2 separate regions of the Homo sapiens genome follow, and region 1 is linked to region 2. A link is a loop called in an ENCODE intact Hi-C map of the cell type or tissue named here. Cell type or tissue: OCI-LY7. All regions are shown on one strand. Links, peaks and the distances in the headings refer to the core of each region. The heading gives the core; the rest is flanking DNA.

Region 1 (5,385 bases), core at 274-5,273, 270 kb before region 2:
GGCTGAGTCCTTAAGGCTCTACTGTGGTTTTTATTTTATCTTACTTTTTATTTTGTGTTATTTTATTTTATTTTGAGATGGAGTCTTGCTTTGTCACCCAGGCTGGAGTGTAGTGGTGCAATCTTGGCTCACTGCAACCTCTGCCTCCCAGGTTGAAGAGATTCTCCTACCTCAGCCTCCCAAGTAGCTGAGATTACAGGCGCCCACGACCACGCCTGGCTAATTTTTGTATTTTCGGTAGAGACGGGGTTTCACTATGTTGGCCAGGCTGGTCTCGAACTCCTAACCTCAAGTGATCTGCCTGTCTTGGCCTCCCAAAGTGCGGGGATTACAGGCATGAGCTACTGTGCCCAGTACTGTGGTCTTTACTAACCGCCTTGCCCTTTGGTACAAGATACCCAGGCTCATTCACCTGCCTGGATCAGCCACTTCTCCAGGCTGCTCTGTTTTCCTTTGTCACCAGAACTTTGAATTTGGCCAGTCTAGGAAGAGTAAAATGGCATCTCCCCTCAATTATAATTTGTATTTCTTGGACTTTTAATAATACTGTACATGGTTTCATATATTTATTTGGTAGGTATCTTTCCTGTTCTGTGATGACTGCCCAGGATTTTGTCTAATTTATATATATGAATGTATATATAGGTATGTGCATATATGCATGTACACAAATGTATATATTCATGTCAGTATGTACATCCATGTACATACATGTGTGTATGTATGTATGTGTATACACAGTCATGTGTTGCTTAATGTCCAAGATGCATTCTGAGAAATGCGTTGTTAGGCGACTTTGTCATTGTGTGAACATCATAGCATGTGCTCACACAAACCTAGATGGCCTAGCATACTCCACACCTAGGCTATATGGGATAGCCTATTATTCCTAGGCTTCAAACCTGCACAGAATGTGACTGTACTAGTGTACTGAATACTGTAAGCAATTATAATGCAATGGTTAGTATGTAGAAAAGGTACAGTAGAAATAGGGTATAAAAGATAAAAATGGTGGCTGGGTGCGGTGGCTCACACCAGTAATCCCAGCACTTTGGGAGGCTGAGGTGGGCAGATCACGAAGTCAAGAGATCGAGACCGTCCCGACCAACATGGTGAAACCCCATAAAAATACAAAAATTAGCTGGGCATGGTGGCGAGCCCCTGTAGTCCCAGCTACTCAGGAGGCTGAGGCAGGAGAATAGCTTGAACCTGGGAGGTGGAGCTTGCAGTAAGCTGAGATCATGCCACTGTACTCCAGCCTGTTGACAGAGCAAGACTCTGTCTCAAAAAAAAAAAAAAAAAAAAAAAAGATACGGTACTTACCATGAATGGAGCCTGAGCGACTGGAAGTTGCTCTGAGTGGGTGAATGAGTGACTGGTGGGTGAGTGTGAAGGCCTAGGACAGTACTGTACTGTGAAGAGTTTATAAACATTGGACACTGAGACTGAGACTATACTACATTTATAAAAACATTTTCCTGGCTGGGTGCAGTGGCTCACACCTGTAATCCCAGCACTTTGGAAGACCGAGGCGGGCAGATCACTTGAGGCCAGGAGTTCGAGACCAGCCTAGCCAACATGGTGAATCCCCATCTCTACTAAAAATAGAAAAAATTAAAAAAAAAAATTAGCTGAGTGTGGTGGCGCATGCCTGTAATCCCAGCTACTCGGGTGGCTGAGGCATGAGAATTGCTTGAACCCGAGAGGCAGAGGTTGTAGTGAGCAGAGATTGCACCACTGCACTCCAGCCTGGGCAACAGAATGAGACTCTGTCTCGAAAAAACAAAAACAAACAAACAAAAACACCTTTTTTCAATAATAAATTTATCTTACTTTAACTTTTTTACTTTATAAACATTTTAATTTTTAAAAAGTTGACTCTTGTAATAATACTTAACTTAGAACACAAACACATTGTACAGCTGTACCAAATATTTTTGTCTTTATATTCTCATTCTATATGCTTTTTTCTATTTTAAAATTTTCAATTTTTTTAACTTTTTAAACTTTTTTATTAAAAACTAAGACATAAACACACACATTAGCCTAGGCCTACACAGGGTCAGAATCATCTATATCACTGTCTTCCACCTCCACATAACTGTCCCACTGGAAGGTTTTCAGGGGCAATTACATGCATAGAGCTGTCATCTCCTATGATGACAGTGCCTTCTTCTGGAATACCTCCTGAGGGAGCTGCCTGAGGCTGTTTTACAATTAACTTTAAATATATATATATATATATATATATATATATATATATATATATATATGTATATATATATATATGTATATATATATATATATGTATATATACACATATGTGTGTGTGTGTGTGTGTGTAGAAGGAGTGCATTCTGAAATAATGATTAAAAGCAGGGTGTTATAAATATATAAGCCAGTACCATGTACTGTACGTAATTGTATGTGCTACTCTTTTATACAACAGGCAGCATGGTAGGTTGCTTACACCAGCACCACCACGATGTCTTATGCCACGTGAAGATGGCTATGGCGTCACTGCTAGGTGATAGGAATTTTCCAGCTCCATTATAATCCTATGGGATTATCATCATATATGTGGTTCATCCTTGACCCTGACTGTATATTGCTAATCGATTTATAGGCATTCATTATTTATTCTGCACAATAATCATTTATCAGTTTTATGTTTTACAAATATCTTCCCTGTCTTACATGTCATCTTATCACTTTATGATGTCTCTTTTAGGACAAAACTTTTAAATTTTATATCCACAGATTAAAAACATTATTGTCAAATAAAGCACATTTAGAGGAAAAAAAAAACCCCATGAAACCAAATGTACAGCTTAGTGAACTATCGCAGAGCGAATACTTGCAACCTCTCTTCATGTCAGGAGAAAAGTCACAGCCAGCAGCCAGCATCAGTCACTGCTTCCCCTCCCTTCTAGATCCCACGTTCAAGGCAACAGCATCCTCACCTTTCTTTGTGGTTATTTCTGTGAACTTGTATCTCTAAACATTATTAGTCTAGTTCTTCCTATTTGAGGGGCCATTTATATAAATGAAGATACACAGAATGATCTTTTTGTGTGTGTTCTTTCACTTAAGTTTTTGGGAAATTCACAAAATGATTCTAAAATTACTGCGAAAATGGACGTGCCAAGAATAACAAAACAAACTTGAAGAACAACATTGGAGGACTTCATGTTACTGGATAGAAAGACTTCTCATAGAGCTTTGGCAATAAAGACTGCGCGTGCTGTCTTCCATTGTAGGGATACGCTGCGATGTATTCATCCATCGTGGAGTTGGTGGACATTTGTGTTGTTGCCAGCTGGTGGCGGTCATGAATAATGCTGCTACATGCATGCCTGTGTCCATCTCTTGTAACATCTGTGCAAGCATTTCTGTGGGGTATATGCCTAAGAGGGAAATTATAGGTAGGTGGTTGCAGGTAGAGTGACCACACCTTCTCTTTGATTCAGATAGCCCAAGTTTGTGTTTTCGATCATGTCCTAGCTTAATATATTGTCTTATATGAATATCCAATTGTTTTGGAATAATTTACTGTAAAGATGACCATTTTCCCAGTGCTCTAGAACGCCATCTTTGTCATAAGTTAAGTGTTCATATACACTGCTTCTCTTATCGTCTCCACCTGAAAAAACTCTGAATTCATTTGCCAGGTTGAGTGACCCCACCTTATGGAAATGTTTACTCTCTTCCTTCTAGGTGCCTCTCTAGGAGTGCACACCCCCCATCACTCATCATAGGAAGGGGACTCTTGTTTTGGCCAGACTGTAAGGTCTTTGAGTTATGCCTTATTTATTCTTCCTTCTGCCCCAGCCCCTCTGCTAATTACTGAATGGAATGAGTGTATTACCAGCAGTCCTCATCATAACCATGCTGACATTTACCCAGCACTAAGTGCTATATTCATTTGTGATTCATCCTTTGTACACTCTATATGAAGTAGGCACTTCTAGTATCCCACCCTATGAAAGAGGAAACTAGTGCTTTGAAGGAAAGCACCTTGTCCGGGTAACAGAGCTAGGGAGTGGTCAAGCCAGGACTGACAACTGACAACTGTCAGTCTGGCTCCAAGTACTGTCAGTCTGGCTGTGATGAGAGTCATACATTCCATTTACGGAGGTGTCCTTGGTGGAGCTGGACCTTAGAGCTGTAAGTTCAGGCCTGCCAGGTGCTCGCTCTTCTGGCATATCAGCTTCACGTTGAACTGACTGACCATGCTTTCAGGTCATTCCCCAGCCTGACGACAGGCACTAGCCTCACCTGCAGCTGGCTGGAGGTTGCACAGATTTCTCCTACTGTTGGGGGAAAATCCAGAGCAGTTTTTTTTTTCTCTCTCTAGGCTCTATATCAACACAGCAGAGCTCCTGTTTCCTTTCCGTGGAACTCATTTCATTTCTTATTGTGTTCAAACTTCCTTCTTTTGTGTAGGGATTCCCCTATTTCCGGTCAAGCTCTTAATTTTTCTTTGCCTCCATTGCTGTTCAGCCTGAGTATCAGGAAGGATCCCGCCCTCCTTGGAGCTGAGCCCTGGAGCCTCACGGAAGTCTTGCGATGGGACAGGTGCTGCTGAAGGGCATCCGCAGGCTGATAGCAAAGACCCCATCCGGATGCCATCTCTTGCAATCTACCATAGTGATTATGAAGATGATCCCTGGTTATTTTTCTTATAAGAAATCACCTCAAGCCAGCCAGTTGATTAGAAATATTGACAGGTATTCACAGAATAAATTTAATTTGAATTCCTTACACAAGCAAGTTTTCAGAAGGTTCATTTGTTAATCGATTTATCTGGAAATGAGAAAGCCCCTTTTCCATAGAAGTGTAGGTCCACACAGGCTCGTCTAATATAATCTCAAATAATAGATCATTTTAATGAGAAAGGTAGTAAGCAATGCAGTGACATCACTAGTAATGATGCAGTTTTATAATCATACCTCCGTGAAACTCAATATAAAACCTGTCCAAATGTAGAATGCAATGAAAAGTCAATAGGCGGCCGGGCACGGTGGCTCACGCCTGTAATCCCAGCACTTTGGGAGGCCAAGGAGGGCAGATCACCTGAGGTCAGGAGTTCAAGACCAGCCTGGCCAACATGGTGAAACCCCGTCTCTACTAAAAATACAAAAATTAGCTGGGCATGGTGGCAGGCACCTGTAATCCCAGCTACTCAGGAAGCTAAGAAGAATTGCTTGAACCTGGGAGGCAGAGGTTGCAGTGAGCTGAGATCATGCCATTGCACTCCAGCCTGGGGGACAAGAGTGAGACTTCATGTCAAAAAAAAAAAAAAGAAAAGTCAATAAGCAATAGGCTTTTGTGGAGATGTTACATGGAATTTAGAGTTTTTAAGAGCTTTAAAAAAGCCTAACA
Region 2 (5,385 bases), core at 168-5,167:
CTAATTAAGATGTTACGATGAAGGAAGGACGGTGGTGCTGGAGGGCATTTCAGAAGGTCTTGACTGAATGACGGAGGGATCGGGAAGGCATGGCCACAAAAGGCTTCCCTAAGAAAGTGACATTTTAGCTAAAATCTGAGAATAGTTCCAAGCCCTTCTAATCACTGTAGTTTTCACACTATCTTGCCAGTAGTTTAAAATTCGATGCTTTAAAACTTAATTTGAAAGAGACGATATTTTGTATCCAAATAACACCAACAGCAAAAGACATGAATTTAATTTCTACTTGCAAGCCAGAGTCTCCCGGCACAGGAGGCTGCCCATGCCGCCTCATGCCTGCCATCCCTGGAGAGGACCAGATAGATGGTGCAGAGCCCCACTGTGCCAACCAGGGACCTTTGGGACAAGGAGCCAGGCTGAACCCAGAACGTCCCAGCTGGGGGCCAAGTGCTTCTGGGTGGAGTGATTTTGCCATTGTGCTGGCGCCAGAGGGCTGTGAAGACTTACGTTCACATGCCCCTTTGAGGGGGTTTTACCAGAATTAAAGGGCTTTCATGGCTTGACCTAATTGTCCTGGGCTGTGGAATTCTTTTTGGTTCCTAGTCAGTGTTCTCACCAAGACCCAACTAGTATAACAAACTTGCTATCGTTGCAGGAAAAAGAACCCATCTCAATGAAATGAGTCACTGGTTGGAAATGTAACCTGCAGGCATTGGAGGCTGTTCTAATTTCTCAAAGAACAAAGGCAGGCAATTTGACAGCTTTTGTTGACTGTCATAGAAATTTCCTGTGAGAGGGAGTCAGTTGCTTCATCTCAAGGAGGTCTGAAGAGGTAATAAGTTGTTTTTTTTGTTTTTTTTTTTTTCAATTGAACAAAATTTATCTAAAACATTTTTCAGCTGGGCACGGTGGCTCACGCCTGTAATCTCAGCACTTTGGGAGGCTGAGGCAGGCGGATCACCTGAGATCAGGAGTTCAAGACCAGCCTGGCCAACATGGGGAAAATCCATCTCTACTAAAAAAAACAAAAATTAGCCGGGCTTTGTGGCGTGCACCTGTAATCCCAGCTACTTGGGAGGCTGAGACAGGAGAATTGTTTGAACCCTGGAGGTGGGGTTGCAGTGAGCCGAGATTGCGCCACTGCACTCCGGCCTAGGTGGCAGAGTGAAACTGTCTCAAAAAATAGCATAATCCCATCTCTGTCACCTACTTGTTGAATGTGTTGATGAAAAGAGTCAAGTTCTGTAAAATCTTTGAAGAGATTTATTCTGAGCCAAATATGAGTGACCAATGGCCCATGACACAGCCCTCAGGAGATCCTGAGAACATGTGCCCAACGTGATCAGGGACAGTTTAGTTTTATACATTTTAGGTAGACATAGGCATCAATCAAATTCATGTAAGATGAACATTGGTTCTGTCCGGAAAGGTGGGTCAACTGGAAGCTGCAGGGCTTGGAGTGGAGGAGGATTCCAGATCATCAGCAGATTCAAAGATTTTCTGACTGGCAATTGGTTGAAAGAGTTAAGTTATTGTCAGAGGACTTAGGAATGTCTGGGTTAAGATAAAGGGTTGTGAAGACCAAGATTTAATCATGCATGTGAAACCTCCAGGTGGCAGGCTTCAGAGAGAATACACTGTAAATGTTCTATCAGTAATTCCAAAAGGGAGGAGGGCATAATGAGGCATGTCTGACCTCTGACCCCTGCCTCCCATCATGGCCTGAACTAGTTTTTCAGGTTAGCTTTGGAATGTCCTTGCAGAGAGGAGGGGTCCATTTAGATGGTTGAAGGGCTCAGAATTTTTCTTTCTTTTCTTTTTTGGTCTACAAATGACTTTGAACAAACTTTGTAATTTCCTTGTGCCTCAGTTTCCTCATCTATAGAATGACAATGATGGTAGTACCCAGCCCATTGTGCTTGTGTGAGGATTAAATACATTGATCTGTGGAAAGTGCTCAAAATGGTGCTTGGCCAGTGGTAAGAGTGACATGGGTGTTATTAGAGGCATCCTGAAAACCATCCTGGGGGCTGCAGGGTAGGCCTGGGCAGCAGGCTTAGAGCACAGCCCCTTCTCGGCCTTCAAGAGCTCTTCCTCCCTGAGGCCCGTGGGGCAGGGTCCAGCGGCCACAGAGACCCGTTCCGTGGTCCCTGGCTGCACTGCACACAACACTCCCACCACTGCTGACCTCCTGGTCTCTCTCACGGGCTGTGCCCCACATCCTCGGCTGCGGTCACTGCACATGAATGTAAAACCTGCTGCACAGGAAGGGTTGAAGGAGGGTGTGATCCTTGGGTGAAGTTCTAATCCCCACCGCCAGCCTCACTGGTCTCCCACAGACAATCAAGATGACAATGGCCACTTCCCAGGGTGGCGGCCAGGGTTGGAGGAGCCAATCCCAGGTCCCAGGTCCGAGGCGGTTGTTGGGCCTTATTGATGCCTGATCGCCATCTAGTGCCCGATAAGAGTCACTGAATCTCTCCCATTACAAACAGCTGGTAACGGTGAATGCAAGACTGGAAGATTCCACTGAAGTCGTTTAGGCTTGGGGCCACCCATTTTAGGAATCCCTTCTAAAGAATCCCCGATCCAGTTTCTGTTTAGAGTTTGATACCGGACTCTGTTGCATTTTTTAAAAACTCTAGGTGTGAAAATCCTATTCCTCAGCTGGAGTCTTATTCCTTACATTTTAACATGCAGTTTTACCCCAAAGGTCCCCAAAATGAATAGCAATAGAGAGGAGAAAGTGTCAAAGTGGGGGAGGCCTGACTCTTGTTGTATACTTGGCTGATATGCGATCACTGTTTCTAAGCATTCAATTCCTTTTCATTTCTTTCTGTCAATTAAGCAGCGCCTGCATTTCAGCTAAGATCCGGGAATAGAAAGGTAACAAAAAATGCACAGACTTTGCTCTCACCAGGCTGAGGCAAGGCCAGCTAAGAGAAAGCTACAGTCAACTGGATGGGACGTGAGGAGAATGAGACCCACGTCCTCAGTCCCCACTGCACCCAGCAATCACCAGGGATCACCCAGGAACCTTTAAACTGATGGCCAGGCTGCCTCCCAGATGCTCACATCTGACTCTGCAGGCCAGGCATTGACCTTTGAAGCCCCCTGTCATGCAGGTGCCCCATGGAGGGTGGGATTAACCGCCATCCAAAATTGGTTAGGCTGCCCAGACTGGTCCCTTCCATTGTTAGGTTGTGAAAAGGGTCACATAATGTGACTTTCTTGGGAGATCAAGTTGGGCTCCATACAGTCCAGGGGGCTTGAGAAAATAAAGTAGGTGCAATGGCAGTAGCATTGGTTCTTACTGTGGTTAAAAGTGAGCCAGCCAGGTTGAGGGTTCCTGCACAGAGGCCAGGATTTGAACTCCCCACGGGCACTCAGGCACCCAGGGAGAAGGCATCAATGTTCTCATCAACTTGCCTGGATGTGGTTCCAGCGGGAGGGAAAGATAACGGATTGAAAGCCATCAGTGGTCAAACATAAAAAATGGAGTCTTTCTCTTTGTTATCTTCCCCCAGGTCATCGCAGACAAGCCTGAGAACCACCCGATCAGATAGTCCATGTTTCCCCAGCCACCGAGGAGAAGAATTACCCTAGGGAACTTACTCAGCACTGATTCCCATGCCTCAACCCACAACCACTGATGAGCATTTCCAAGGATGAGGCTGGTCATGTGAGCATCTGTCCAAGGGGTTCTTATCATCTGGCAGGTTTGAGGAGTGCCGGGCTTGATTCTGGCTGCAGGAATGCACAGGTCACTTCCACTGAGAGCCCCTTTACAGGTGACAAGGGTTTTTCACACACCATGTGACTGACCTTCACACTGTGAGGCAGAAAGGGGAATGTTCGCCCTCATTTTCAGATGGGGAGCCAGGAGCTCAGGGACATCAGAGGAACTCCGGAAACAACAGTGCTGGGAGCCTTGAGGCTCAGCTTCTGGGTCATGCTCCCCATCAGACCTGGCGGGTTTTGCAGTCACTCCTCCACACTTACTTTTTCCTTCACTGTGCATATTGGGTCCTGCAAGAACAATCCCAAGAGAACAGGCCCCGGTCTGGAACAAGGAATCGGCCATCAAGATGGCCGGGGCTCACTGCCGGGATACAAGTGTCTCAGCTGCACGTAACCCAGGAGGGGCGGTGCTGCCCAGCTGGTCTCCTCTTCTCTAAAGGCAACACAAGCAAAAGGCTTTCTTGGTGCAGACTCTAGTCCTCTGGGTCTAGACTCCTGGGGGCACCCAGAAGGATTCCCTTTGGCCTTCTGAGCTCATAACTCCCACCACGTGTGCCATGTTTCTGTGTTTTGGGTCTCACCATTTTCAAGCCGATAGTGGCAAAGACTCTCTGCTTGACTGAACACTAGTCAGCCTTCTAAAACCTCTAGGCCCATCTGAGCACTTTCTTGTAAAACCCAGTTTGAGCAGAGAACCCACTAAATCAGTTGGCAAAAATGCTACACCTTCAATACCTGATCGCCCTTGATATCTAATCAGGTTTCTCATCCTCCACCCCCCCGGGTGCTGTCTGATCACCCTGGCCTGTTTTCAGCTAGAATCCTGGTAGGTTGGTTTAGCCAGAATCCCTTTTAACCCTGAGGATTTCCCTTAGTGGTTTCCATCCACTGCCCCCACCGTGCTCCTTGGCTGTAAATTCCCACTTGCATATGTCATGTTCAGAGTTGAACCTAATCTCTCCCCATCTGCAAAACCCCATTGCCGTGGTCCCAATGCCTATCTTGAGGGCTCCTTATGTGCTTTCACAAGTGTCATTGAATAATTTTTTCTTTAACAATAGATGTAACTGCAAAAAAGTTGCAGAATCTCCTATCATAGTGGAGCAAAAGAAAGAAGTGAACACTCCCAATGAGCCTCCCAGCCCCACTGTCCTCCTTGTGGTCCCCAACGAGTCATGTGAGGGATCAGTTGGATTTGGAGAGCTTGTAATTCAGCCACTCTTCAGGGAGAGTGCATCAGACACTAAATCAATTACTTCGACACATGCTCTTGTAGAGCACAAACATCTCTGACAGGACCACACTTGCTCAGCCCAGGAAACAAGCTACATGTTTCTAGGGAGTGTGTTAATCCAGCTGGTTGGTAGGAATGTGAGTTTCTCCAAACCTACCGCATGGCCTTGGGCTCTGTAGGGAGGCAGGAGTGAGTAATGGCAGTGAGGGAGCTGATCGTAAAATAAGACCCATGGCACACTTCATATCTGGAAGGAATTAAAAATCCAGCTGGGTTGGCATAGTCACTTTTGAAAACAGTTTGGCAGTTCATTAAAAAGTTATGTACATACTTGTGATATAACCCAGTAATTTCGCTCCTAGGTATCTATCCAAGAGAAATGAAAACATACATCCACAAAAAGGTTTCAA

Evidence for each region. A loop is a pair of places that touch in the nucleus more often than their neighbours do. Peaks named below come from ENCODE experiments on the same cell type or tissue, not always from the same donor. Only the 100,000 strongest peaks of a DNase experiment are listed, where the experiment ranks them.
Region 1: it touches region 2 in a loop (11-fold over the local background); 7 of 110 quality-filtered maps call a loop at or near these places.

Annotation. Positions count from the first base shown.
Region 1 is chr2:234,404,228-234,409,612 of GRCh38, reverse strand. No RefSeq gene overlaps it. Among named protein-coding and RNA genes, the nearest start is that of LINC01891, 48 kb to the left of the region's middle. In OCI-LY7, for the core only: CTCF peaks have their summits at 3,129 and 3,331 (motif pointing right); a DNase peak (open chromatin) is centred at 3,332.
Region 2 is chr2:234,132,911-234,138,295 of GRCh38, reverse strand. No RefSeq gene overlaps it. Among named protein-coding and RNA genes, the nearest start is that of SPP2, 85 kb to the right of the region's middle. In OCI-LY7, for the core only: CTCF peaks have their summits at 1,427, 1,626 (motif pointing right) and 2,452 (motif pointing left); DNase peaks (open chromatin) are centred at 1,625 and 2,445.